4 separate regions of the Homo sapiens genome follow, and all the other regions are linked to region 1. The links are chromatin contacts, found by Hi-C or POLR2A ChIA-PET in ENCODE. All regions are on one chromosome and are shown on one strand. The core of a region is the stretch at or near the end of the contact, and the rest is flanking DNA. Distances in the headings are between cores, read along the strand shown.

The links. A loop is a pair of places that touch in the nucleus more often than their neighbours do. ChIA-PET counts read pairs that join two places held with the same protein, here RNA polymerase II (POLR2A). Pooled maps may share reads with other maps.
Region 2: a loop to region 1 is called in a map of heart right ventricle, with 8 times the contacts of the local background. The contact joins two enhancer-like sites. A Hi-C loop is called at or near these places in 62 of 168 maps with a recorded cell type or tissue (CD14-positive monocyte, CD8-positive, alpha-beta T cell, Caco-2 and 36 more), 34 of 37 single-sample maps with no recorded cell type and 47 of 50 pooled maps. POLR2A ChIA-PET finds 5 or more read pairs at or near these places in 1 of 52 experiments (HEK293).
Region 3: a pooled map shows a loop between it and region 1 (2.2-fold over the local background). The contact joins two enhancer-like sites. A Hi-C loop is called at or near these places in 21 of 168 maps with a recorded cell type or tissue (A673, Calu3, GM12878 and 13 more), 26 of 37 single-sample maps with no recorded cell type and 32 of 50 pooled maps. POLR2A ChIA-PET finds 5 or more read pairs at or near these places in 2 of 52 experiments (HepG2 and SK-N-SH).
Region 4: a map of endothelial cell of umbilical vein shows a loop between it and region 1 (8-fold over the local background). The contact joins two enhancer-like sites. A Hi-C loop is called at or near these places in 2 of 168 maps with a recorded cell type or tissue (PC-9 and endothelial cell of umbilical vein) and 4 of 50 pooled maps. POLR2A ChIA-PET finds 5 or more read pairs at or near these places in 1 of 52 experiments (PC-3).

The regions. Positions count from the first base shown.
Region 1 is chr14:53,535,673-53,542,805 of GRCh38, reverse strand. All of the region lies in intron 2 of LOC105370504 (a long non-coding RNA gene), which reads right to left. Among named protein-coding and RNA genes, the nearest start is that of LINC02331, 310 kb to the left of the region's middle. Within about 2 kb of position 3,150, at least 3 of the 41 ENCODE cell types and tissues checked have a DNase peak (open chromatin) inside an H3K27ac peak, as active enhancers do; they include heart right ventricle, where a contact is called at or near this core.
Region 2 is chr14:54,344,992-54,352,124 of GRCh38, reverse strand. No RefSeq gene overlaps it. Among named protein-coding and RNA genes, the nearest start is that of CDKN3, 48 kb to the left of the region's middle. Within about 2 kb of position 2,718, at least 12 of the 41 ENCODE cell types and tissues checked have a DNase peak (open chromatin) inside an H3K27ac peak, as active enhancers do; they include heart right ventricle, where a contact is called at or near this core.
Region 3 is chr14:54,307,919-54,315,051 of GRCh38, reverse strand. No RefSeq gene overlaps it. Among named protein-coding and RNA genes, the nearest start is that of CDKN3, 86 kb to the left of the region's middle. Within about 2 kb of position 2,756, at least 3 of the 41 ENCODE cell types and tissues checked have a DNase peak (open chromatin) inside an H3K27ac peak, as active enhancers do.
Region 4 is chr14:54,102,754-54,109,886 of GRCh38, reverse strand. All of the region lies in intron 4 of LOC105370507 (a long non-coding RNA gene), which reads left to right. Among named protein-coding and RNA genes, the nearest start is that of BMP4, 150 kb to the right of the region's middle. Within about 2 kb of position 2,751, at least 8 of the 41 ENCODE cell types and tissues checked have a DNase peak (open chromatin) inside an H3K27ac peak, as active enhancers do.

The DNA of each region.
Region 1 (7,133 bases), core at 1,901-4,400:
GACATTCACAGATTTATTGTGGTTCAGGAATTCATGACATGTCCTTTGAGTTTACCCTGGATGACAAAGAGAGTAGAAATATGATAATGAAATCATTATACATAAACATTAGTCTTTTCCACACATTTTCCTTACACTGCCCCCTCCACCAAAAAGTGTAAGTAATGGCTTGATTTGCTACATTCTATAATGCTTTAAATAACTTTAAAAAATGTTTTCCCAACAGAAATATAATAGCATTTGGTACATAATAACTAAACCTGATGTACTGGCACATAAATATAATCCTTCTTTAAATTTTTAAATTAGATCATTACATTTACAGTTCCATTTTTAAACTATACTTTTTAAACAAAACATTTGATGTTAAAGGGGAAATATCACAAGGACAGATGGGTTGTTTCTATCCCTTTATACTCCACTCTATTTTCTTTTTTATATTAAATACTAACATTAAGGAAAATTAGTGTCTTTTTGTTGTTCTTTGTGAAATAAATACAAAAAATCATGTGCGCAAACTGCTAAACTTTAACAAAGCAATACATAGAGACTTATTCTTTTTACAAATTAAAATTTATTTCAAGTCTTTTTCATTCAATGCCAGGCCTAAGACCACCAACCAAGAAATAATCTCTAGATTTTAATAGCCCCCATTAATATCTATGAAAGCACAGTAAATGCATAATTTTCACATCAGGATATGGAACCACAAGAAGTGAATTATTTATATGGACTACATAAAAGTAATCTAGCAATACCAACATTTGCCAAACAAAAGTATCCTTTATAATTTTCATTCATTCAACAAAGATTCATTGAATTCCCACCAAATGCTTTGCACCAAGGCAGAAGTTTTCAGGGATTTGAGATGTATAACATGCAACTCCTATCCTAGAGAAACTAGGCTTTTTGTGTGTTGAGAGGGGAGTTTAGCAGACACAGAAGTATGTGTGCACAAGATAACTTACACCTACACAAGATACCCAGTCATATTATGTGATTACAGATGCAATAACAGTCATAGTAGACAAAGGGCATAGTGGCTCAGAAAGAATTGTGCTCACTATTATTTTTTAACTGTCTAATAAGTTGTCATGGAAATGGTGGGGCATTATTCCAAAGGATAAACCAATGGCCAAGGAGTCCACTCCTCACAGATGTATACATCTAATTGAAAGGAATTCTGTTGATACTCTGTTACCCTGGATAAATATTTTTATACCTTAACACCCCTCTTCCCTCTTTCTCTTCTCCCACTCCACACCCATCAGCTGCTTGTGCTTGTAGTGCCTGTTGCTATGATTCCTACATGTTCTGCCAGAAATCCTAAGCAAAAGTGAACCTTAATCTTTGAGCACCAGAGAAAACAATGTTACATTAATGACCTATCCTTATACACAAATGAGAATTGGGAAGGGGGCATATATATGAATGCATGGATTTCCTGAAGAACTTTCACGAAGAGTTATAAGCCATCTCTTGTATCATCTTCTGTGGAACCAAACCAGCCTCCTCCAGAATTATTAATCTCTGTGAATAGATGACTAAGCTAGATGGCAACTAAGTGTTCATACTTTGTAGTTAAGTTTTCTAAATGTTTTTGAACCTGCAAATTTATCCTCTTTTCTTTTTTCTTAACATTATAGTTTTAATCTTTAGAATCAGCACTAGAAGAAGGATCATTAAGAAACTTAATGTATGTACACTTAAAGGTAAGGAAATTAAAATCAGATATAAACTGCAGGATGTTCATAACAGAGGAATTGCTTTTGTTTCTAACCCTCCTGGGTCCAGTCTCCAGCCATGAGGTATCATGACATCATCATGTGATGGTAGTCCATGATGTGAGATGGAACAGAGAAGACATTAAGGTGTTACAGTGCATCCTGGCCAACATGGTGAAACCCCATCTCTACTAAAAATACAAAAATTAGCTAGGCATGGTGGTGCACGCCTGTAATCCCAGCTACTCAGGAGACTGAGGCAGGAGAATCACTTGAGCCGGGGAAGCGGAGGCTGAAGTGAACTGAGATGGTGCCACTGCACTCCAGCCTGGGTGACAGAGCAAGACTCCATCTCAAAAATAAAATAAAATAAAAATAAAAAATAAAATTGTTACAGTGGCACAAAGGTTCTCCAGAAGGTAGAAAACTTACTGTTTTTCTTTAAAGCCTTTTTCTGCTTTGTTTTCTTCAGAACTTGACTACAATTAAGATATTTCACACACGTTATGCCTTATTTGGAGAAGTCAAGTCATGCATCCTTTTTTTTTTTTTTTTAACAAACTGCCTGCTCTCTGCACCAACAATATGGATGCTGTTTTCACATATCAAGCCAAAAAAGAAATCAATTTATAGCCTGTTATTCAAATTAGGCCATCTGTGAATTCCTCGTTGTACAGAGAGTTTTTATGGCCAGCTATTCTTAAAAGTTGACAGGTGTTCAAGAAATATGTGTTAATTTTACAAATTGAAATTTTATTTATTAAGAAATTCCATGCACTCAGAAAGAGATGTGACTTGAACAGGCTAGCTTTGTTGAAAATGAGCAATCCAAATCTTTGAGAGATACAAGGACCAACTTTCCAGGCCAAGATGCCCCTTTAAGTAATGAAACAGTAGGATTTATTTTACTACTGAACGGTTAGGGATAGCCAAAATCTTATTCTGGGCCACAAGTCTATGACCTATTTAAAAGCTGAGAGACTTTGTACATTTCTGAGGTTAAACAAAGGGGCCTATGGTTCAAAAAAACGTACAGCAACGAAGCCCAGAGGCAAGGCCTGAGTAGTCGGGAACAGGCTGCAGGAATCCAGCTCTTCCCAACTTTGCTCATCTCTGTTGCTATTTTATTTAGTGAAGTTATCCTTAGTGACTAACTCAGAATCAACAGATCTTATGCAAGTGAATTCCTATCTGGGCTAACAAGAACCAGGGAGGTGGTACAAAAGAACACTGAAATCCTAGAGAAAAGGTCTATGGAAACATCAGCGATCTTTAATTCACTTTTCTCTTCCTCTAAGAACCTGCTTTTGTATTTCCCTTTCTCTCCTTTTCTTATTACTCCCCTTCATCAGTCATTCTTTTCTGTAGTCAGTTGGGTTACCACCCAAACCCACAGTGACACCTGCTGGCCAATTTGCAATGGTGAGCCTGAATCCTGCGAGGTCTTGCTTGGCCCACAGTAAGCAAGAGTCCATTGAGGCAAACACTAAATACTACACAATTCTTTTAGAAACTTAGACAGTGAGAAAAAAATTAAGTGAGCATTGCCAGGGAAGTTCAGGAATGGAGAATTTTGCAGAGAAAGCTGCCTGAACCATTACAAATGTAAAATGTATGTATTATAGGTGTTTTTACCTCATAAAAAATAGCCAAAAATATATCCGGTGCTGTGAGACAATTGTGAAGACTTAAGAAAATAGTTATGGTAATCACTCATGGAATGTCACTTTTTACATTGGTTTTCAGTAACTACACTTATAGTCCAAAAGGTTTTATATTAGCATTAATTTATATTAAGTCCCCCCCAAAAAACGCAGGAGAATATGTTGCACAAACATTTATTTCCTTTAAATATATTGATTAGAGCTCCAACACAAAGGGTTAAAAATTTAGGTTTAAGACTTTTTTTTCTGTTATTTCCCAAGGACTTCCAATTCTTGGTCAAGTTTCTTTACTGAAGAATATTCATATTTTGTTAATCCTAAGTATTTATACATTGGTTATTTTGGCTGGGTACATTTTTGAGGATGTTTGCTTTGTTTCAAGCAAATCCGTTCCTGACTGGAAAGTACAAATTCTAGCAAAAACAAAGACAACAGAAATATTTTTTAACATTAATACATTTTCTTAAAATATTTACACTTTTCATTTGAAGGTTAAATCCTAGGAATAATTCTCCATACACATGTTCATATTTGAAACAGGAGGTTGTCCCCAAGGACTTGTAGCAACAAATGTGTATTGGACAAAAATGTTGGCCTTCTTCATCCTTACTCTGTGTTCTAAAAGCCAAAACTTCATTTTAGCATGACCTTAGAAGAATAGTGATACTTTTAGAATTTCCTGGTATTTGGTGGAAGGAATGTTTTTATTTGACTGCAGATGTCACTTGGTTTACAGGAAGGATTTGGTAATGCATTCATGCCAGTACTGCACTTACCCCAGATTTCTTGCTATGTAGGAAGAACACATGTCAAAGCTCACTGTTTGTTAAATGGAAAAGATTCAGTACACCAGAAGCTTCTATTATAAACATTGTGACTTTGTGCAATTTACAAAATGTTCTATCTCCATTAAACAATAAACCCTTGACCCCAGAGCTCAGTTTTGGGATTCTGCGATTTGAGAAGGTAGACATAATGGATGGCAATAATAAATGAAAAGTTCAAGAGGTTAAGAAAAACTGTTTAATTATTTCTGTACAGCGTGGGCTGCAGAAAGCTTGCATGTCTGCCTTCTTCCTCATAGAAACACTGCATGGAAGAGATCCACCAGGGCAGCCCAGGCAGGGCATAAAAGCAGGTTGCGGTCCCTCAGCTGTGTTTATGAACAAATGATTTCTAGATACCCTTCCATCTCTGAATCTTTGCAGTTCCTGCCAGGGGAGATCCAGTGCCAGTCCCAGCGCTCAGCATCTGTTTTCCAAAGAGCTTGGATTTGTTAGCATGAGAAATTCATTGCTCACAGTTGCTCCCCAGCTGTGGCACTAGTGAGTGTAGCCTCTTTGCCTTATTTATTTGGAGAAAACATGTCCTCTCTTGGAGGTTCTCTTATATAACTAGTCCTGGACACAGGCCGCTGTGCTTTTAATCCCAGGCCCATTAAGCTGCCTTGTTAGTGAAAGAACTCCTCCACATTTGAATTTCACAAGGTTGGGATGTCCACATGAGGGCAGAACTTGGCGATTCCCAAGGCACCAAGCTCTAAACCAGATGTCTAAGAAATAAGGGAAGTCTATTAACTTGGGCCTTAATTGGAGAGATAATCTAGGGACAGGTCTCAGTGGAGCTTTGGAGGCCAGGTGAAAAGCCTTCCCAGAAGGAAATGACCAGAGCAGAGCTGCTAGGAATTCCTCGCAGGGTCCACACTGCATTCAGAGCAGGAGCTATCAAAGAATGCTTTGTAGGTCTAAACCCTGGATCTTAAGGATAGCAGACAAGCATTCTTGTTGTTGCCAGATGAATGTGAATTCTTTAGAGCTTCCTATCTCTCCACCCATCCCAAAAAATGTACAATAAATTGCTATCTGTCTTATTCCATCTAGACTTGCAGAAACCAGATAGGGGCAGCTGCTTAGATGACCCTTGGCTTCTGAACTCTAGAAGAAAAGCATTGTGAAAGCTGGGACATGGGAAAGGAAAAGAACTTGGCTTTGCTTTAATTTAGACACTGAGGATTTTTTCTTTAAAATCTGGGGAAAAAACCGTAGAAATCAAAACTTTAATGAAAGAATTATAGAATTTATTCAGTGTCTTAATATGGAAAACACTGTGACCAGCATTCCCCACAAAAGAGGGGAAACTGCCTTTTTTCCCAATGTTTGGATTACATGACAGGAGGTGGGCAGAACAATGAATAAGAACCAGAGCTTTGAGTGAGAAAGTTCTGGATTCCACTATTACCTAGGTGGGTAATGTTGGGGAAGTTATTTAAATTCTGTAAACTCCAGTTTTCTAATCTGTAAAATAGGGATAATAATAGTTCTGACCTCAGATTGTTGTAAGGATTAAATGACACAGTGCACCTAAGAAGACACAGAACCTAGGATCTGGCACTCTTCAGTCATTGCTGGCAGTGTCTTTTACAATTAAGCCATCAACTGTGACTAGAAAGTCCTCGAATTTAAAGCCAATCTTGACAAGACTCTGTGTGACCTAGAACAATTTTTTTCCCATTCCTTTGGTTCATTGGGATGAATAATAGAGTGGATGAAATGTTCCTTGTTTCCAATCTGTATGAGATTAAAGTAATCATTTCGATGGGAAAAGGCTATGCCCCAGAAACAGGTGCCTTTATTCTATTCTTATTCTGCACTGTACAGACAACCTCCTGACCAAAGAAAAATTGCAAACTCCATGGCCTCAGCACTAACTGAGACATATGGGAGAAGGGGCACGTGAGTAGACACACTGGGTACAGGCCATCTGGTCCCCAAGCAGAGAAAGCCTGGTTGAACCAAACTCAGAAGTAGGCTTGAGCAGAGTTTCTCAACTGCCATGCTCCTCCCATTCTGCACACTGGTATGCCTCAGATGGAGTGAGCCACAGCAGGAAGAAGAGGGGGCTGCCCAGGTGCAAAGCCAATGAGGCATGGACTTCAGGCACAAAACTTAAGAGGGCACCAAAAAACTCAGTAATCAAATAATATTTCAATACCGTACTTCAAAGGAAAATTTAATGTATAAAACCCCAGGTTGAGCAAAATATAATTTTAAATAAAGACAAGATTGTAGGGTTCAGAAGCACTTCAGAAGACACGGGCTGGAACTAACTTGGGGCTGTTGTTGCAACAGAAAAGATCTAAGTCTGACTGAGCTAAATGGGGTGCTAGAAGTCCTCAATGGAAAAGCCCATATATGTCCAAGGTCTGTTTCTGAAGGCCTTGCCCCCAGAAAGCCTTGTTCCCATCATTGCTTTATAGTAGACACATGGAAAGCTCCCCACTCTGTCTGGGAGATAATCTGAGAAGTATGCTCTGTACTTCTCTGGGTTCATTCAAAGAGAATTTTTACTTCCAGGTTCAAAGAAAAAAAATTGCTTATCAAAGAGCTCAAGAGATTTCTTGAACCCAGATCTAGTGTTTACCATGCAATATTTTGATGAATGAGAGTTAAATGATTCCAAAATACACGGATTAAATTTCCCTAGAATATACACGGTTTTGGAAAATGAAAGGAAAATGGTACTTTGAGCAAAATACATTTTTGGCTCTGCTGAACCCCAAATATTAAAAAAAAGAATATAAAGTTTGCCAAACCCCAAGTGCTTCTGGGCTCACATATTCTGGCTCTCTCCTTGAGAACACCTTTCTACCATCATTTTCCCCAGGCAGCTCTACTCACAACAGGAAGTCTGTAACTCAATTTCCCTTTCGTAAATAAAGGCATCTTTAAATGGTATAGACCTGACA
Region 2 (7,133 bases), core at 1,469-3,968, 810 kb before region 1:
TGACAAAGCTGAGAAAAACAAGCAATGGGGAAAGGATTCCCTATTTAATAAATGGTGCTAGGAAAGCTGGCTAGCCATATGTAGAAAGCTGAAACTGTATCCCTTCCTTACACCTTATACAAAAATCAATTCAAGATGGATTAAAGACTTAAACGTTAGACCTAAAATCATAAAAACCCTAGAAGAAAACCTAGGCATTACCATTCAGGACATAGGCACAGGCAAGGACTTCATGTCTAAAACACCAAAAGCAATGGCAACAAAAGCCAAAATTGACAAATGGGATCTAATTGAACTAAAGAGCTTCTGCACAGCAAAAGAAACTACCATCAGAGTGAACAGGCAACCCACAAAATGGGAGAAAATTTTTGCAACCTACTCATCTGACAAAGGGCTAATATCCAGAATCTACAATGAACTCAAACAAATTTACAAGAAAAAAACAAACCCCATCAAAAAGTGGGCAAAGGACATGAACAGACACTTCTCAAAAGAAGACAGTTATGCAGCCAAAAAACACATGAAAAAATGCTCATCATCACTGGCCATCAGAGAAATGCAAATCAAAACCACAATGAGATACCATCTCACACCAGTTAGAATGGCAATCATTAAAAAGTCAGGAAACAACAGGTGCTGGAGAGGATGTGGAGAAGTAGGAACACTTTTATTTTTTTTTTTTGAGACAGAGTACAGTGACATGATCACAGCTCACTGCAGCCTTGACCTGCCCGGCTGAAGTGATCCTCCCACTTCAGCCTCCTGAGTAGCTAGGACCACAGGTGAGAGCTACCATTGCTGGCTAATTTTGTTTAGTTTTTGTAGAGACAAGGTCTCACTAGGTTGCCCAGGCTGGTTTTGAACTGCTGGGCTCAAGTGATCCTGTCTCAGCCTCCCAAAGTGCTGGGATTACAAGCATGAGCCACCGTGCCTGGCTTTCACCTGGGATCTTACCTTCAACCTTGTACCTTGATGGGCTTGACTCAGTGTAACTCTTCCTATAATCTGACACTCTCTCTTTCCTTTCCATATATATTACATGCAAAAATACTTTTCTGTTCAGCCAACCTTTTCAGTGGTTCAAAAGATGTATTGGTCGGCCGGGCACAGTGGCTCACGCCTGTAATCCTAGCACTTTGGGAGGCCAAGGTGGGTGGATCACGGGGTCAGGAGATCAAGACCATCCTGGCTAACACGGTGAAACGGTGTCTCTACTGAAAATACAAAAATTTAGCTGGGCGTGGTGGCAGGCACCTGTAGTCCCAGCTACACGGGAGGCTGAGGCAGGAGAATGGCGTGAACCCGGGAGGCGGAGCTTGCAGTGAGCCAAAATTGTGCCACTGCACTCCAGCCTGGACGACAGAGCGAGACCCTGTCTCCAAAAAAAAAAAAAAAAAAAAAAGATGTATTGGTCAATTTGTTAATAGCATATCATTATAAATGTGTTATTGCTAGAAATTAGCAGCCAAAATATAACACGATAGAGTGTTCCTTGTAGCTTCCTTGCTCATCTTACATTGCCCATTGTAACATTTTTAGGATTGTTAACCATATCATTTCTTCATGTTTCACAGTACTGCACTTATAATTAGTGTCTATCAGTGTCTGTTATCATACTGTCCTCTTGGCTTTCAACCAGTTAATTATTTGTTGGATTGCTTTTCAGAGTACTGGCTGCCTTCCCTATGACGTGCTGCCTCCCTTCCCGCTGATCATCTTACTCTTCTGTTCTTTGCTATTTTCAGACACTATTTTGCACTCATTATGCACAAGTTCAAACTTTAGTCATGTGAAGAGAGCTGAGTGCCTTGTCTAATTTTTCAGCACCAAACCAAATAAACAAAAAACGCATAAAGTCCATTTAAAAATATCCACACTGCATCAGGGAACAGAGAAGCTTTTTCTCTCTCATGTGAAATCTTCTCCAGGAAACCACCAGGACTGAGGCCCCCATGGCGCACACATGCTTGCTTTAGGTGCTTACGTTAAGATGGTATTTCATTAGTTTTGGATGGTCCCTTCCACAGAGCTCAGATGCTATGCTTCTTTCTATTTTAAAAGGGGGGACGAAAAGATTGGCTTTTCATCCAAAATACTCATGTTCTTCTAGCATATTAAAATTCATTTGTGACTAAGTCATTATAGTGAAGTACTTGGAAACCTTTCTATTCTAGAGAGTTCTGGGCACAAACACATTTACAGTGTGCACTAATGCCAGGCTCATGTCCTCACGTCCTCCAAGGGACAGGGATGAGCTGGGTCATAAACCAAACAGTGGGACTCTGGCAATCCCTTTTAGCTCAGGCAGATGCAAAATTGAAGACCCAAAAGAAGCCTTCCAAAGGTCACAGCAGGTTGCTCTCAGGAAAAGAGAATCAGTAATTTATTTTTAAGCAATCTCTTAGCCTCTGTGACAGTTATGTTTCCTTGTAAGCTGCTTTGGAGCCACTCACCACTCTGAAATTGCAGAGTAGGCTACGAACAATCCGGCTTCGTAAGAACATGCAAGTGAGGACCCACGAGGAGATATTCTTGTGCTTTTTAAAGTGCTTCTCTCACTTTGCTTCCTAAACTGCCTTAATTGAGGCAAGGGAGCCAACATGAGTGAGTTCCTTCCCGCGGCTTGCTCTGCCGTGGAGTTCAAGGATGCCTGAGCCCTCAAAACACGGCGCGGTGCAGTTGGGCTGATGGGAAGTCCTGAACAGCTTGCTGAATTATTACTTCATTCTCGGCTGAAGCAGCAGGAGGCGAGATGATGAGTGAAGGAAAAAACCCATGGACTCCAGCGTGGGCTGAAGGAACCAAAACAAACACTGAGAAGACAGGCCAATACTGAAATCTGTTTCAAGGATGGAGCGCGCAGGAATGTTTCACCATATTTTGTCTAAGGAACAGATTTCATTTTTTAATGGCTGTATTAATCAGTGGAAGCAGAACGGCAGGAAGGAATCCGTTTTCCCCTCTCCCCAACGCCTCCCGTGGCTCGCCCGGACATTCCCCCCATTCTTTGTACTGAAGGTGGCCTGGAAGTTTTAGAGGCGTGAGACAGGTTCTGAACTCGCATGCCCTTTCTTTCTCCTTCCCGAATAAATTTTGCGTAAGAATATTTGGGACAAGGAATCCACCATGGCGGGGTGCAATAAAAGCGTTTCACAAATTATGATTTCCCATTCTCTAGGCAGTTCAGCTCTGCCTAACAGCTCTAATTTCCTAGACAAATAGTCCTCCCTGTCCTCTCCAGCTGCTCACAGGCGCCTCTCTCTGGGTATTCTTTTTAAAATCCCTCTCCTGGGGAATTTTTAAAAAAGCTTCTCGCACTTTTTCATGCGATTTTCATGGTTCCATCCATCTCCCCACTTTTTTGGTCAAAGCCTTCCTCCCAAATATCAATTGCTTTTTCAACCCGTCCATACTACTGCTCAGCTGTTGGTTGAGCTTCTCCTAGCCTCCTGCTGCTGTCACTGGGCCAATGGAAGCCAGTCCCTTGCCTCTTTGTTCTATTATTTTATGGCAAGATAATAAACTTCTACATTTTTGAAGTACTTTTCACCGACTTGATATCAAGTATTTTGATAATCACAAAGTGATCAAACACATGTTCTCTTTTTCCAGTTACATAATGAGATCAAATATTGATTAGCAGTGAGTAGATAGATGTATATTGTACACACACACATACACCCGACCATCCTCCTTTTGGCCTATGGAGACTGTTACTCCAAAGAGCCGACACATTTGTGTTGACATTTCAGTCATCCAAGAAAGCTGCCAATGTCACTTCCTTTGAATATTTTCCTTCAGTTTTCAGGAAAGAGTTGGTGGGACTAGCTTATCATGGATGGCATGAGCTGAGGGGATGGTAATTTTTCACAAAAGTAGACATTGTTCGAGGCTAATAGTAAGCTGTAATCTAGACTCATAACTGTAGAGGGCGCTCTTGACTTAATAATGACAGCATTGCCATTGTCACTCCAGGAAGCTGGGAGGTGACAGAGTATCCTTTTATTACCAAGTATTTTATGGGGAAAGAGAGAAGGTGCCTTTTGGAATAGACAAGAAATCCATATTGTTTCATATTACCTTTTATAACATGTCTTCTTAAGAATAAGCTCATCATCTAATTCGTAGCCCCTGGTTACAGTTTTGTTGAAAGTGCAGAAGCTTCCAACTAATGAGAATGAATCTCATCAATGTCTCATACCTTGTGTTGGTCCTGCCACTTGGTAATGGGTGCTTTGCGTGCTGGGAGCTGGGAGCGATCTTCCAAAAATGGCAAGTGGGGTGGGCACTCCTTTGCGGAAAAGCCTTCTGTGGGTTTCAATTTCATTTAGCATGAACTCCCCACTTCTTACTGTGCCCTACCAAGGCCTTCTAGGATATAGCTTCTTCCTACACTTCAAGCTCTCTTTCTCTCTTCCTTCCCAGGGGCCGAATCTGGGACAGCACATGGACCTTGCCAAGCGGGGCACACTCTGTGGCATCTGCATTTGCTCTTCCATCTGCACAGTGAGCTCTTCCGTGCATCTTCCAAAGGCTGGCTCCTTCCCATTTCTCAGTCCTCTGGTCATAGAAACCCCTTGGAGGGAACTTTTTTGACTACCTCATCTAAAATAGGCCCGGCCCCAGCCAGCTTTTCTTTTTTAATTAAAAATTTAATTGTGATATAATTCACATAAGATTTCACAAAACACCACATTCACCATTTAAAAGTGTACGATTCAATGGTTTTCGGTATATTCACAATATTATACGGCCATCACCACTATCTAACTTCAGAACATTTCCATTGTCCCCAAAAGAAACCTCATACCATGAAGAAGTCACGGCCCACCTCGCATTCCTCCCAGCCTCTGGCATCCACTCATCTACCGTCTTGTCTGTATGGAATTGCCTGTGCTGGGTATGACACACCCACTTCTTTTTAAATGTTAAAGCACCCTGTTTGTTTCCTTCCTGGCATGGATGTATTTGCTCATTTACTTGTTTACCATTTATTCTCACAATCTATGAATAAGTCGCAGAGTTTCTTCACAATTCAGTCTGCCCAGCCTTAAAGTGAGCCCAGCCTTTCACCATAGGATCCAATCTATGTGGTGGTGCAACCACTTCTGGGGCTACTGTGGAAGAGACTCGTCTGTGGTAGCATGCCCTCCAAGAGTTCTTGAGGGCTCTATATCTTTTGAAGGATTTTCTGCTTTTCACTTGCAACCCACAGAGTCATAACTGATTTAATCACCTTCTTCAGAGTACTGCGTGCATTTGTAGAAGACTCTTTAAGGCCTGGGCTTCTTGCTGCAGCAATAAATACCAGTAACCTTTACAGAGCATGGGCCGTATGTCAGGCACAGGGATATGTGCTTCACTTGTATTTTTTCCACTTGGTTTTATTACAGTCCTGTGAAATAGGTATAATTATTGCATCCCATTTTAAAGATGAGAGAATTGAGGTTAAGGGAATTGGCACATTTTACTCAGCTAGTTTGTGGCAGAGTGGAGACTGGAGTCCCAGCAGTTAGACCTCCAGGGCTCATGCTCTTAACTATTCTGCTCTTTCTTCAGCCTCTCAGACTTCAGTCAAGTGTTAGCACGAAGTGACGGTGTGATGTTTGCATGCGGCATATGAATATTATTGCTCCTGGTAAGATTGTTTACGATGACATCATAGACAAAGAAATGTTTCCTTGAGTTCCTAGTATAGCAGCTGAGCAACAGTTTTTGTTATATGGGATTCTTTTCTGCCCTTTAGTTTGGGAAGTGACCAGCAAGGTGTCCTGGGAATGCCAGGGGGCTGTATAAGTCTTTGCGCATGGATGAAAGGAAGAGGCATGAGATGGAAGCTCATGCTTCCAGAGCAGATGGCCCTTGGAAGAACTTGGTTTCCTGCAGGAGGGTTGACTCCCAGGAGAACTACATCTCAACAGCTTAGCCATGTGTATTAGTCAGAGTTCTCTGGAGAAATATAACTAATACATGATATGTTTTATATATATATGTGTATATATATGTATATATATATATGTGTATATATATGTATATATATGTGTATATATGTATATATGTGTATATATGTATATGTGTGTGTATATATGTATATATGTGTATATATGTATATATATTCATATATATGTATATATATGTGTGTATATATATGTGTATATATATTTAAAGAGATTGATTTTTGAAGAATTGGCTTATGTGATTACAGAAGCTGGAAGTCCCAAATTTACAGGGTGGACCAGTAGGCTAGATAACCTGGGAAGAGCCAGTGCTGTGGTTCAAGTCTGAAGGCTGTCTGCTGCAGGATTTATACTTGCTCAGGAAAGGTCAGTCTTTTGTTCCATTTAGGCCTTCAGCTGATTGAATGAGGCCCACCCATATTATGGAGGGCATTCTGCTTTACTCAAAGTCCACTCATTTAATGTAAATCTCATCCAAAACCACTTTCACAGAAACATCCAGAATAATGTTTGACCACATATCTGGGCTCTGTGGCCCAGCCAAGTTGATATAACCATCAAGGTGAGGTACTCAGTGCTCAGGTCCAGTTCACCTAGGATCTAGGCTGGAAGGCAAGGAGGGCAGTGTTGTTGGGAGGGCATTCTACCTCCTACAAGGTGAGGGGAGTCTGGATCTCATCTACTGTAAGGGATGACCAGTCGGCTCTCCAAGGGTGGTTCTGGTGGAGAAAGATGTGTCTCAGCCATCTTGAGTTTGCCCGGAGACCAAGCACTTGTCAGAGACCCACCTTTGGGTTGGTGGGTAGAAGAGCAGATGGTCTTTGCACTTTCTCACTGGGTGGATCTCAGGGAGTAAGTGATTATTCACCCACAGAAGGCCCACTTGGTGCTAGCTTGAGCCGTCTCTGGATTGTATTCATCCATTCAACAAATACCTGCTGACTGTTTATTACATGCCAGGGCTCTTCTAAGTAGTGGGGATACAGCAGTGAACAGACAAAAATCTCTGTCCTCAAGAAATTTACATTCTGGGAGTGAGAAGAGACAGACATCTAAAGAAAATAAAGAAGTAAAGTAGTATGTTGTAGACCAGATAGTGATAAGTGCCATGAGGAAAAATAAAGGTGAGAGAGGAAATGGGGAATGCCGTGGTCAGTGGGGTGGGGGTTAAGGGGG
Region 3 (7,133 bases), core at 1,507-4,006, 770 kb before region 1:
ACCCCCGAGCACGCAATCCAACCATTGCATTTAGTCTAGTGGCTATTCTTGAAATCAGCCTCTGCTCCTCTGGAAGTCTCTCGCCCGGCTCCCTATGTGGGCTGTTCTTGTTCTTGGATGCTTGGATTGCCCTTTATCTACTCGCCATCTGTGTAAGGGGATCCTGCCAAGATGATCAGATGTGAACTCAGTGCCAGAAACATTTTAATTAATTTATGGTGATAAAATGCGAAAAGAAAACCATTGAGGAAAGCCTGGGCCAAAGAAAATTAAACATAAGAGGAAACAGAGAAACTGGGGCCGTGTGGTCTTAGAAGGGAGGGCCTGGTTGGCAAGGAAGCCAGCAAACTCTTTCTTTCTCTTGCCCTCTTCACTTGTTTAAGCAACACGCAAGTGGAAAAGCTGCAGAGGACCTTGTGGCAGGGACTGGAGGGGACAAGGGAGATCACTGAATAGCCTGCTATTGGCCTGGACTTCTTGATTAGGGCACTTGAACATGGGTGTGCAGGAAACATTGAGAGCAAGGCTGCAGGGTTGCAAGCCTCCCTGTAACAGGGGCAGCCAGTGTTTCTCAGGTGAGCAGAAGCGGGAAGGTTCTTAAGCTGCAGCTCTGAAAAAGCATCAGCACGTGTTTAAAGAAGTCACTAGAGTAAGTTTGATTTCATTGCAGTCTGGCGTACAGTTCTTAGGGTAACATCTATACTGAGAAAATACAGAAGAAAACTAGTATTAGCTAGCTTTGCCCCTCCTAAGACAAAAACAGGCCAGCAATGTTTATTTGTAGGCTACTGGGTCACTTGACTTATTTGAGATGTCGATTCAATTTAGGTTTCCTTTCTTTTTTTTTTTTTTTATAGGAAATAACTACTCAGGGTTGAAAAAGACAAACTTTTCAGTTAGTCCTTCCCATTGAATTTTAGAAGAAGACAAAAGAAAACACTTGGGAACCAGCACACAAGAATTCAGTCAAAATAAGACATTATTTAATTCAATAATTTAGTTTCTAATGTATTTGCATATTACATGTCCCTATAGATTTGATGTCTCAATCTAACTGGTGCAATTAAAAAAATAGACTCTTAAAAGCAACTGGGAGAAGAATACAGCAGTCAAAGAGAACAAAAGGGGACACATTAGCTGAAGAAAAAGAAAGAAATGAGAGAAACTTCTCAGTGATTTGAAAAAATCTATAGCACACATTACCTATTTGTCCTAATTAAGAGGGAACTATGTAAAATTGAATAAATAAATTTATGTTGAGCTCAGCAGTAGATTATTTATACAGCTGATTTAATAGGATAATAGAATTTTAGAGCTGTGACTTCATACTGTGGGTCTGAATCAGAACTGCCTAGATAGGTTTCTTCTTTTTTTAAAAAAATGTATAGGATTGTGTCGTACTTGCCAGGATTTATGGGGCTGGCCTTGGGATGTGCATTTTGAAAAAGCTAGCAGGTGAGTCTGACGTGCATTCCTATGCATCCGTTCATCACTTATGCAGTGCCTACCAGGGGCCATAATACTATGGTGGGTGCTGGAGACACTATGGTCAGGGAAAAAAGACATGGTCCTTTCATTATGCATGTATGGTTTGTGGGTAATATGCACCTTTTTATTTCCAGCTAAAGACCTGATTACCCTGAAAGTTGAGTGGCCCTTCTCTGGATCATCCAGTTAGGTGGTGGTAAACTGGAATGGAACAATACCCTAATTTCCCACTTCTTATTTCCATATTCTTTCCACTAACTAGTCTTGCTGATTTTCAGATTACATTTTGTTTAGGCTTATATTGAGATTCCAATTGTACTGGAAAAAACAGCTGGGTTTAGATTTAGGTTCAATTCCTTGCTCTACTATGTATAAGCTTTATGATATTGGGCAAGTGAATAACTTCTAGCAGTCTTGGTTGCTGTATTAGTCCCTTTTCATGCTGCTGATAAAGACATACACAAGACTGGGTAGTTTATGAAGAAAAATAAGTTTAATGGACTCAGAGCTCCATGTGGCTGGGGAGGCCTCACAATCGTGGCAGAAGGTGAAAGGCATACCTTACATGGCGGCTGGCAAGAAAGAATGAGAGCCAAGTGAAAGGGGAAACCCTTTATAAAAACATCAGCTCTCATGAGACTTATTCACTACCACAAGAACAGTATGGGGAAACACATGGGAATTATGGGAGCTACAATTTAAAATGAGATTTGGGTGGAGGCACAGCCAAACCATATCAGTTTCCTCATCTGTAAAACAATCATACCTACTACATGCAGGTGGAGGGTAAGGATATGAATATTTGATGAGGTCATATAAGCAAAAGAATCTAGTCCACTGTCTAGCACTTTGGAAGATCTCAGTTAGTGGAAGTTCTTTCCAGTTCTTTATAGGAGGCAACACACCCAAACTTACTGGGTGTTGCTGGGGTGGGGCATGTGGGGAGCCATCCTGGATACTGGCAGAGTGGCCCAGGGTGGTCTTACCCTTTGGAATAGGCCAAGTCAGTGTTAGGTCCCCTTGGCATCGGGTGTATTCTGCCCATCCAAGCAGCAGTGGTATGCATAGGATGCCTGGGGCTGGTCACCGGGGCTTACAGCAAGGAACTGGAAGCCTTTCCAGAGCAAGTCAGAAACTCAGAGCTAGCACAAAGCAGTGGCAGTGATTTCAGAAGCCTCCCACTGAATGCTTTCTCAATTTCCTGTGCAGACCTGTCAGCTTTGCCCTAGGGGCATGTTGTGGTTACATTCCAAGGTTGCCTGCTGCTGGCCAGCTCAGCTTCCTTGGCCACAGCTTGAGTCTTCAGTGAGTTTCCCCACTAGAACAGAAGTCACCACCCAGACTTGTTCCGTGTACCAGCATCAGATAATGGGATTGAATTAGAAAGAAAGAAATGAGAAGAAATTGGTTGGATCAAGGTGGAGGCATAGGTACCACAGCAGCAAGAATCAGATTTATCATGTACTTCTCCACGCTTTTTCAAATCTTTATTATTTAAGAGAGCATATGACCCCTTCTAGGTATATAACCAAGAGAAATGCATGTATGGGTTCACCAGAAGACTTATAAGAGAATGTCCAAAGTAGCAGTATGTGTAATAGCCCCACACCGAACACTACTCAAATGCTCATCAACAGCAGGATGGATAAATACATTGTGTTATAATCACACAACAGAACGTTATGCAGCAACGAGAATAAGCAAACCGTAACTACATGAAACAACATGGTTGCATCTCACAAACAAAATATTACAGGAAGTAATATCAGTAATATCAGGAATACAGTAATAGTAATACAGTAATAGTAATACAGTAATAGTACAGGAAGCCAGATGTGCAAGAGTACATACAGTGATTCCATGTATACAATGTTTGAAAATAGATAAAACTTACCTATGATGTTAGAAGTCAGGATAGCAGCTGCTTTTGGTGGGGGATAGTGACTGAAGGGACATCCAAACGAGGTTTCTGCGGGTGGGGGTGCTGGTGGTGGTGTGAGGTGCTGCTGCTGCTTTTTTTTGAGGCAGAATCTCACTCTGTTGCCCAGGCTGGAGTGCAGTGGTGACATCTCAGTTCACTGTAGCCTCAACCTCCTGGGTTCAAGTGATTCTCCTGCCTCAGCCTCCCAAGTAGCTGGGATTATAGGCATGCACTACCACACTCAGCTAATTTTTGTATTTTTAGTAGAGATGGGGTTTTACCATGTTGGCCAGGCTTGGTCTCGAACTCCTGACCTCAAGTGATCTGCCCACCTCGGCCTCCAAAAGTGCTGGGATTACAGTTGTAAGCCACTGCACCCGACGTAATGTGCTGCTGCTTGATCTGGGTGTTGGTTGCATGGGAGTGTATGGCTGGAAAATTTATTGAGGTGCATGCCTACAATTTGTGTTCTTTTGTATCTATATGTGGAGCTTCAAATGAAAAAAGAACGTAATAATGTCTTTGCACCCTTATCCTCATAGATTGCAGCCTGGAATGGAAGCCTGCATTGTGATTTTTCCACCAGTGAAAGAGTTAAGTAATACTCAGCATTTTCTTACGTCTGGCCCAAAGTAGGCACTCAATAAATATTTGCTGAATAAGTAAAGAATGGGTGCTACAGCACAGTTCTAGACAATCCTGACACCCAGCTGCATTCTTGCCCCAGATGATGGGAAATAAATTAGATTGAGAATAAATTTTGTATCATGATAATAAATCCTTCTTTTTTTTTTTTAAAAAAAGGAAAGGATCATAGAAGCTATTAGGTAAGGATGCCACGGAATTTAAAAAGGTCTCCTAGGGACATTTCTATTATCAGGGATTTTCCTTATCTAAACCATTGTGGCAGACATTTAGGAGGGAAGCCTCAAACCTCCTGTGCGCCATCTGGCTCAAATCCACATGTGCATGCATGCGGGTGTCCTCCCTGGCAGTGGAGAGCAGCCCAGATGTACTGTGAGGGGGGCCTCCTTGTAAGGAGCTCCTCCTCTGTTCCACAGCCCCTGGGAGGCCTTCATCAGGTTCAGTTCAGTTGGATCTTTGATGTCATCTCCATGTGAATGCTGCATGATCATTTTCTCTTGGTCTTTGATGAACAAAATGTGAGGGGAGATGTTTGACCTGGGGGCATGGCTTGTGGCAAGACAGGAAGTGCCTCATCTTGTTGGGGTACATAAAAGGGCAATTAAAGGGTACCGCTAACAAGTACACACCTACTCACGGGTCTGCCAAGACTCTTTCAGGAAGTGTGACAGGGCATGAGCACAGAGAAGAGGGGCGGATCTGAGGCAGTGGCGACTCAGATTTCCCTACCTCCAGCCCGAGTGGAATCTTAATTCAGTCCTCCACACCCTCTAGCCAAACCCGAAAATCAGGAGGCCAAAAGTGACAAGCGTTTGAGAGACAGCTTAAGCTACATAAAAGGCTGGTTGAAGTCATTTTCCCATTAGAAGATTGTGGATGGGGAATGTACAAACATGCATTCCAACATAGACCAGTGCTGTCCCCATTAAACTTGGATTTCGCTTCCTTTTTTAAGGCTCAGGAAACATTATGCCACACAAGTCAAATCCAACGAATAGTACAATATTAAGAAATGTGTACCTTCTGAAACCAGCTTCCAAAGATGGGACTCTTGTCTGTAAAGATAGCTGCCCTTCCCTTGGCCCTGATGAGAAGGACTAAGAAGCCTTGGTTTTAGGGAGTGACTTCAGAACTGGGTTCTTTACACCGGTGTTGAGTGGTGGTGAGCTAACACACTTGGATGGAACTGGAAGCCCTCTGCCTGGGATCTCTCAGAGACTTGCTTCCCTCTAATGAGGAAGTTGCCTAATCGGTTCATGTAACATGGATATCTTTGTTTTGCTCAAATATCAAATACCAATGACATTTTCTTGGACATGAAGTCAAGGAGTGAAGCCCGCCTTCCAAGGGCAGTCTAGTTCAGAGGGTCTTGCGGAGTCTGTCCAGAGGATTGGACACCCCGGCTCTTGGTGCTTGGGTCTGACTCTCAGCCCTGGATGTCATCCTCAGAGGACAGTCATCTTTAGAGTAAGAGTTGTTGTGGGCACTGCTGAGGGGCTGGGGTGATCAGCCTGAGGGAACAGGGCTGGGTGAAGTGGAGAGAAGAGCCAGGACAGTTGGGTAACGCAGGCTTTGGAACTACCAGAATAGGCTGAAAGACCCTAGGTGTCGAGAACAACCAACAAACATACATAGTCAGCATTAAGCCCTGGCTATGGTACTGATAATCCTTCTCCGCTTCTGCTTCTAATGCTGCCACCTCTAGACCCATTTTGAGGGTGACAAAAAGCCTGCCCTTTTATTTATTTATTTGAGAGAGAGAGACAGAGAAAGAGAGAGAGAGAGATTGGTTGTAAAGATCCCTGCAAATCTCACTACGTGAGCTTGGGTAGGTCAGTTGTCATATAGGTCCTTGAGATTCCATTTTCTACTCTGCTATAGAAGGAAGGCAATTGGACTCTCTAATCTTTAAGGTCCCCTTCTGCATCAAAGTTCTGCATTCCATAGCATCTTCCAAACAGCTTCCCAGGGAGGTGTTTTCACCAGAGGCTACAGTTAAAATTCAAATATGTTTCCTGTGAAGGAGAGTGTTGTAAGCCTCATTAACACTAACATCTCAGGTCAAGTGTGTTTTCCAGATATACTTTATGCATTGAGCATCCAGGACACAAGTTTGGCTTATTTATACTGGAAGAGAAAGAGAGGAACACTCTGGAAAAGGGGGAACTGACCAAGGAGTTCAGGATTGAGTGACGTTCTGTGGAGGGTGCTCTGACCACTATTTTATGTAAAAGGTTATTCGAGGCAAATGCCAAGATTCCAGAGGCAGGATTTGTTTACTCTTATAACTGGCCCAGGAAACCAGAATCCTCCAGGATCCACAGTTGGAAACAGAAGGCAGTCAGACTTTGAGATGTCCCCCAATCATGCCCATCTCCTGGTGCCCATACATTTTTATAATCCCTCCCTCTTATGTGTGGGCTGGACCTGGAATCTCAAACTTCATTCATGTAAGGGTGGGGATGGTCTATATTTGTTGTTATTCTATACATGCTATGTACTTGAAATTTTACCAATGAGAACCTATTTCAAACATTCATTATTCTAGTAAACAGGCTACTATTATTGTTTAAAAAAACACAACAGCCTATTTCTGGCATTGAATGTGTCAATTTGCAAGCCTTAAGTTTGATTGAGATATGGATTAGAAACATTTGTAGTAGCTGCCTCTGGACTATGGGTTTCCTAATGAGGACTCCTGCTGACCCCTGCAGGTCTGTGCATTCTTGAGTAGAATGCTTTCTTGAGCTTGGGCAGTCCAGCCCTAGACTTATAGCTAAAACCAGATCACACACACACATGCACACGCACACGTGCACACACACACACACGCAGCGCCCCCTGCACATGCTGAACTATCTTAAAGCAAATTATAGCCAAGTAGTAAATAAAGGTAGGTTTGCAGAAGGGTCATAATTCTGGTTCACATGGATGGCCAAACCCTTAGTCTCTTGTTTGTCTTTACAATTATTTATTTCTTGCTTTCTCATTCTCCACCTGGTGCCCTAGAGTTTTTCTGAGAACTGGTGGGAATAAAAAGGATGATTACAGTTCCCTACTACTACAAGCAGGATTGAGA
Region 4 (7,133 bases), core at 1,502-4,001, 570 kb before region 1:
GGTGAAGGGACCACATGAGCTCAGGAGTTCAAGACCAGCTTGGGCAACATGGTGAGACCTCATCTCTACTAAAAATAGAAAAATTAGCCAGGTGCGATGGTGCATGCTTGTAGTTCCAGCTACTCAGGAGGCTGAGGTGGGAGGATTGCTTGAGCTCACGAGGTCAAGGCTGCAGTGAGCTGTGATCATGCCACTGCACTGCAGCCTGAGTAATAGAGCAAGATCCCATCTCAAAAAAAAAAAAAAAGATTCAAGAATAAAAGTTCTTTGTAATATGTATACAACTCTTCTGTATGTTTTAAAATATTTCAATATAAAATTTTTTTCAATGGGATGGGACTAAGTTACACATTTACTATATTAGAAAGTTTGACTCATGTTCACTCTAATTGCTTTTATGTTAAGTCAAATGTGGCACTAAATACAAAGGATGCATATTCCATTACATGTATGGTTAAATCTGCTATGGAAAATAGTTTGTTCACCCAAAACCATCTGTGTTTATTTTCAGGTTGAACGAACCCTAAGGTTAGTCACATTCTTTAAAACCATTTGATGAATGACACAATCTCTGAATCACATCAAAGCCAATCTGGTTTCTTCAAGGATTCCATATCAGTGGAAAAACATTTCTGCTCAAAAGCATCTGTCTATCCATATGTGGAAATAGTCAATACATGAAACTGAAAAATAATTGTTTTCAAATAATTGGCTATATGACATACACAGCCCCTCTTTCTCAGCTGCATTACTAATTGCCTGAATATGATCTGTGTTTTGAATTTTTCCCTCATTGTAGAACTTTGCAAGACTTTCCACTGCACAAAATTATAATACAGCAAGAGCAAAATATAGCCTGAGACAAGTACATATGTTGGATTCTATTCAAATATGCAGGGCTTTATCTAGAAGGAAAAATCCTTTTAGAGTTAGAGAGGAAGTGAATCAGGCCCATGGACTTTGGGTAACCGATATGCAAACATCGGTGGTTGGTGGTGGTTTTTCTCCTTTTTGTTGTCTACTTTGAAGTTGCTGTACAATATCCAAATACCCAGCTCCATTCTCCCTGGTGTTTTGGTGGTTATGCATTTGTTCTGAGACTATGAATGGAGAGTTTCCTTCCAACTAACAAGTGTTCCTTCCCTAGCCATAATCCTTCAGAAGAACTGAATCTGATCAGTTATGTCTCAACTGAAGAAGACAACATTTGTTTTAACAGAGTTTATTTAGAACATCCTGCTGCTAATGTCAGCACACAGATTGGGCAAGTTCCACCAAAATAACTTTCAGGCTATTTGTACTCAATTAAATGTTTATTTAAAATTTCCTTTTGGTTTTTACTGCTGTAAATGCATTGTCCATTTTTCACATACCAGGCACTGTTGTTTAGTCTCAAGGGCATTACTTGTTACAAATTTAACAACTGTGACATATTAAAAACAACATTTAGGGAAGAAATTAGTGTTGAGAAGATGTGACCAGATGTTTTCATAGTGTTTTGCCAAAGTGTCACTTAAATGCCAACAAGATTTTAAAAGGAATTTTTTTCCAAAGTATTTCACTATACCCACTTAAGTGACCCCAAAATATGTTGCTATCACAGATACGTTAGAAACAAAGTTTAATTTTCATTTTAATCATAGTTTTCTTGAGGATACATAAAATCTTTTCACTGTCATTTTTTCTTTTATAAACCCATGGTAATTGAAAAAATTGTGACTGTGCCACATGCTACCTTTGTGATCTAAGTTTTCTTATGACTAAAATGGGGATGCTGGCCAGGTGCAGTGGCTCACACCTGTAATCCCAGCATTTTGGGAGGCCAAGATGGTTGAATCACCTGAGGTCAGGAGTTCGAGACCAACCTGACCAAAACGGTGAAACCCTGTCTCTACTAAAAATATAAAATTAGCCGGATGTGGTGGCACATGCCTGTAATCCCAGCTATTTGGGAGGCTGAGGCAGGAGAATCGCTTGAACCTGGGAGATGGAGGTTGTAGTGAGCCGAGATCGCGCCATTGCACTTTAGCCTGGGCAACAAGAGCAAAACTCTGTCTCAAAAATACAAATAAATAAATAATAAAGTAAAATAGGGATGCCATCTCCTATGATTATTATGGAAATTAAATGAGATACTGTATGTGACAATTTTATCCCAGTACCTGGCACATATAATAACACTTTAATAGTGCTATTACTGTTATAAACATTATTATTTATTGACTGACTTCATAGGGATACAAGTGAAAACATCCCCACTAATTTGACTTAGAGGAAACGCAGTCTCCCCTGCAAGTCCCTCTGAGGCTCCAGTCTTTGACTGAGATTGTCAGTTCGCACTAGGAAAAACAAGCCCATCTAGAGGAAACTACAAAAGAAAGTCATTTATTTTCACATAAATTGGATGGTAATTAGCTTCTCTAAGCTGAAGTCTAAATTCAAGAGCATTTAGAAATGAGCCTGCAGGTAAATATGACACAAGAGACTAGACTCCAAGCAGAGAACTCCATGTTTGCTCTCCTTCAGTGAGAATTCTGTTGATGTCAGAGGGTTAACAGAACTTTTAACAGTTGACTGGGGCCCTGGAGTTTTCATGATTTGGTCCACATTCAAAAATATAAAAGTCAGTGAAGCAAATGCTGTACAACAGAGGTTTTTCAGGGAAAAGGGATAAGCTTGATCCAAAAATATTTTGGAGGGTGGAGACATTCCAAGCATACCATTCCGTGCCTGTGCCAATGGAACGTGGGCACAGCACGGGAACAATGTTCAAGGCTGGAGAGCTTTAGAGTACCGGGGCAATTTTGAGTGAAAAACACAAAGAAGTGAGGAATATCCATCTCTGCCCCCATCACACACACACACACACACACACACTCAAACACACACACATACACACGCACACACACATACACACACACACAAACACACACACTCAACGCATACACATTTCCCTATTTACAGTAGAATTATAAATTCTGAGTAAATTTTAGGTTCACAAGCTATGGATTCCAAAGTTTTGTGCCAAATAATTATAGCTGCATCTTGCAGATGTACAGCTCTACTCTGATAACACACACACATTGAATTGGAAGGAGAGACTGGGTAAGTTCCAGTTATTACATTTCCATCCCAAACTGGAAATGACATTTTGTTTCTTTCCATTATCTTTGATGCTAAGTGGGTAAAACTGCCATAATGAAAATGTGTCACCTTAAAAAATCAACATAAATATGGACAGCTTTTCCATATTAATCATGAAAAGGGAGTAACTTCTAGCATGGAGGAATATATCCATTCCCTTTCCCAAATTCCTTGAATAAAGCATGTGTGCTTGTTTTCATGGTTGTATTTTCCTCATCAGTGTTTGTGATCCCTCAAAGCATGAAGGGATTTTGATTTTGAAAAATCCCTCATTATTCCCAAGAACTATATTGGCTGTAATTTGTGGGTAGAGTTGTATGTGGGTAGAAATTCATCTTCATTCTTCTCTGTAGGTAATTTGAGGAAATGCTGAGGCACTTGGATACCCAAAAAGGACTGAAGATTTCTCAATATAAATTTTAGTTAAATGCCTTCCAAAAAATATTTTGCAGTGTATTTCACTAAAGACACAATCCCTGTTTTTCCTTGACTTTGATAATATATTTTACCAAAGAAGAGCAATTCAGTTTGTGCAAAAGAACCATTCATGAGGTTGCCTGGAGATAGAATGACTCAGTGTTTCTCAAAGGTGGGGCACAGCGCACCTCAATCAGAATCACCTGGGGAGCTTTGAAAACATCAGATTCCTGGGCCCCACTCCAGCTCTACTGAGTCAGGATCTCCCCGGGGTGGGACCTAGGCAGTTGCATATTTAATGAGCTCTACAGGTGATTCTTATGCATCTTAAGATGTAGAGGGTAATTATTAGTTCTGGTCATAAAAGGTAGTATTGCCTTCTGCTCAGGAGCTTCTCTGTCTTTGAAGAGAGGGTCAGTGGCATATTGCCTTTGAAAAAAAATTCAATTTAAACGAACAGCAAGTCATTTTCCCTCTTCTCAATACTTTATTCTAGCTGCGTTTTCCTCCACAGGTTCAATCATCCAGTCTCCTTCACATAGAATAGCATTTGGAGTTGAGCAGCTACGCAAAACATTTTACTGTTGGTCCTTTATTTCTGATGTCCCTGTGTTTCTGGTCAGTGACCATGATCTGAATTTTCAGAAAAAAAAAGGGATACATAGTAACAGCTTAGTCACCTGGTAGTCACGGATGTGGGATAGACCTGAATCTCTGACAGTATCTTATAGGGCTGTGGTTCTTGAGCTTTACTGCATTAGAATCACCTGGATTTAAAACTTTCAAAGTTTAGGCCATACCTCAGACCAAAGTCATCAGAATCTCTAAGGGTAGGGCCCAGACATCAGCTCCCTGGTGATTTTAATTTGAAACCAAGGCTAAGAACCATTGTCATAGGGCATCTGTAGAAAAATGAGGTCTTTAGAACCCTGGGGAAGATCATGAATATTTTCCGTTACAGATGGAACTTTTCTGATCTGTGGTACACTCTAGTAGGAGAAAATTTAGGAGATATTTCTTTATAGAGACTTGTTCCTGAGAGAGAATTTTTGTTTCTTCAGCATATTCAACTACTATTATGGGAGGTCCAGTGTGGAAGACTGAAGTTTGAATGTTGGAGGTGTGTAAAGTACACATGCATAGACATACCCACAGTGTGTACTACCCCTTCCCAGCTACAAAACCCTTCTATGCCAACACTTCACTTTGTCTGTGTCAGGATAATCTATGAAATTTATCAGTCTTTGGCTCTTTGCTGTCTTCTCAAGAGCCGGTAACAGATCTCCAGTGAGCTGAAACAGAGAAAGTTGTTTTAAACCATTGACTGCTTAATAAATTAGCACTAGATGGCTTTTAGTCTAATTTATCTCTGGGAGCCAGTTTCCCAGGGTATCAGAGCAATACCACAAGAAAAATTATTTCCATTAAACACCACAAAAATGTCTTTCCTGTGATACTTCACTGAAAGGGTGACATGTACGAGATTCTCAGTCACAAAACAGGAAAGAAATGTTTGAAAGTTAAATTAAAAAGTAAAGCACAGTTAAGATTTTATTGAGCTTAAACCCCATTCCTACCCCCTAAACATATAAATCTGTTCTGTGTTCTGTGTCTCCCACTCAGATGGGTGATAAATTTTGGATGCTGAATTCTTATGTCTCTAAAAATAACGTTTACCTAAAGTGAAGTGCAACATCTGGGTTTATTGGGGGAGCATGAAGTGGCCTTTCAGCTTAATTATTTGTGTGGTCAGGTTAGATTTCCCAACCCTGAAAATGATGCCAGTTTTGTTTCTCTTGGCCCCTGCCCACTACAGGTAAAGAGTCTGGTTCCACTAACTTTCCCATAGACCTGCTTCTTAATGCAGAATGTTACTATCGATGCCCTGACATTGAGGAAATGTAATATTTCCCATTTGCTGCCTGAGTTGAAGGACCTGCTGTCCCTGGAGGCACCTTGGTTACTGTGAATTAAAATGTATTGAAGAATTACCTAGTGCTGTCATAGAGAATGTCATTACAATAGACCCATGGGTCTCTGATGCTCTCAAAAGAATGTGTTTCTTTGCCTTTGCCATGAAGGATATGTCTGATTGTCTAGACGAGAGAGCAGATTGAGATGGTCCATATGCATCCTTAGGGGCTGTCCAAATAGGAAAGATAGTGAGGCTGGCATTAGATTGATCATAATAAGAACTCTTCACTCTTTCCAACACTCCTGTCCATATTCCAAAACAAGCTAATACCATGGAAAAAGCAGCCTTATGAAGGAATGTGGTGAGAGCAACCAGCTGTCCAGGGTGATCCTGGGAATTGATGGTCTTTTTTGAAAAAAATAAAAAATAAAAAGAACAACATCATAGACAGTCTTGAAATAAAATTTTTAAATCTCTAGATCTTTGTATAAATTTGAGCCCAAACATTTTCATTCACACCGTAAATTTTTCCAGGCACTGACTCAAGACCTGAGAGATATCTTTTCATTTTTCCTCTTTCCCTACCAAATTGTTTGTTATTCCTTCTCTTCATTTCTACTCTCTTGGCCACTAGTTCACTTTAAGACCTTATTGCTTTAAGTTGGTCTGTTGTAAAAGACTCTTTACTCATTCCCAGACCTTCAGCCTTTCAAAATTAAAGGCCATTCTATACACCGCCACCAGACAATCCTGGATTATTGCTTGGCTCATCTCACTTCTCTGTTTAACTTTTTCAACGGCTCTCCCATTGACTACTGCGTAAGATTATGGCAATTTATCATGTTGTTCAAGGCCTTTTACAATTTTGTTCCAAATTATGCTGCCTGTCATATGCTACTTCCTATGCTCCAGCCAAAGGACACCTATCTACCCTTTTTTTTTTCTTTTTTTTTTTAGACAGAGTCTCGCTCTTGTTGCCCAAGCTGGAGTGCAGTGGGGCAATCTCAGCTCACTGCAACCCCTGCCTCCTGGGTTCAAGCGATTCTCCTGCCTCAGCCTCCTGAGTATCTGGGATTACAGGCGCCCGCCACCACGCCTGGCTAATTTTTGTACTTTTAGTAGAGACGGGGTTTTGCCATATTGGCCAGGCTGGTCTTGAACTCCTGACCTCAGGTGATCTGCCCGCCTTAGCCTTTCAAAGTACTGGGATTACAAGCGTGAGCCACCATGCCCAGGCTACCCCTTCATTTCTTAACTTCATCTTGTCTTTTCTCACCTTTGGCTTATACCATTCTCTCCATCTGGGCTGTCACTTCCTCTTGTCTCTTCTTGATAATATCTAGCTTGTCTTCTAAAACCTAAGTCAGAAATCCCCCTTCTTCCATAAAGCCTTTTCAGGGCACTTAAGTCAGAAGCTTTCTTTGCCTTCCTCTCATTGAGCATTTGATTGGGACTACTCTTAAGGCCTATAACATGCATTTTTTGTAGTTATTTAGGTCCCTGTATTAGCTTTCTCAGTGGGTTGCAATGTCTGGAAGGTGTAAACCTGTCTTTGTATTCTCCATCATGCCTTGTACATGTTGGATGATGAATGAGTAAAGGAAAGAATAAAGGTAAATGCTACTTCCTTCCCTTCCTAATCATATTGAAAAAGTGT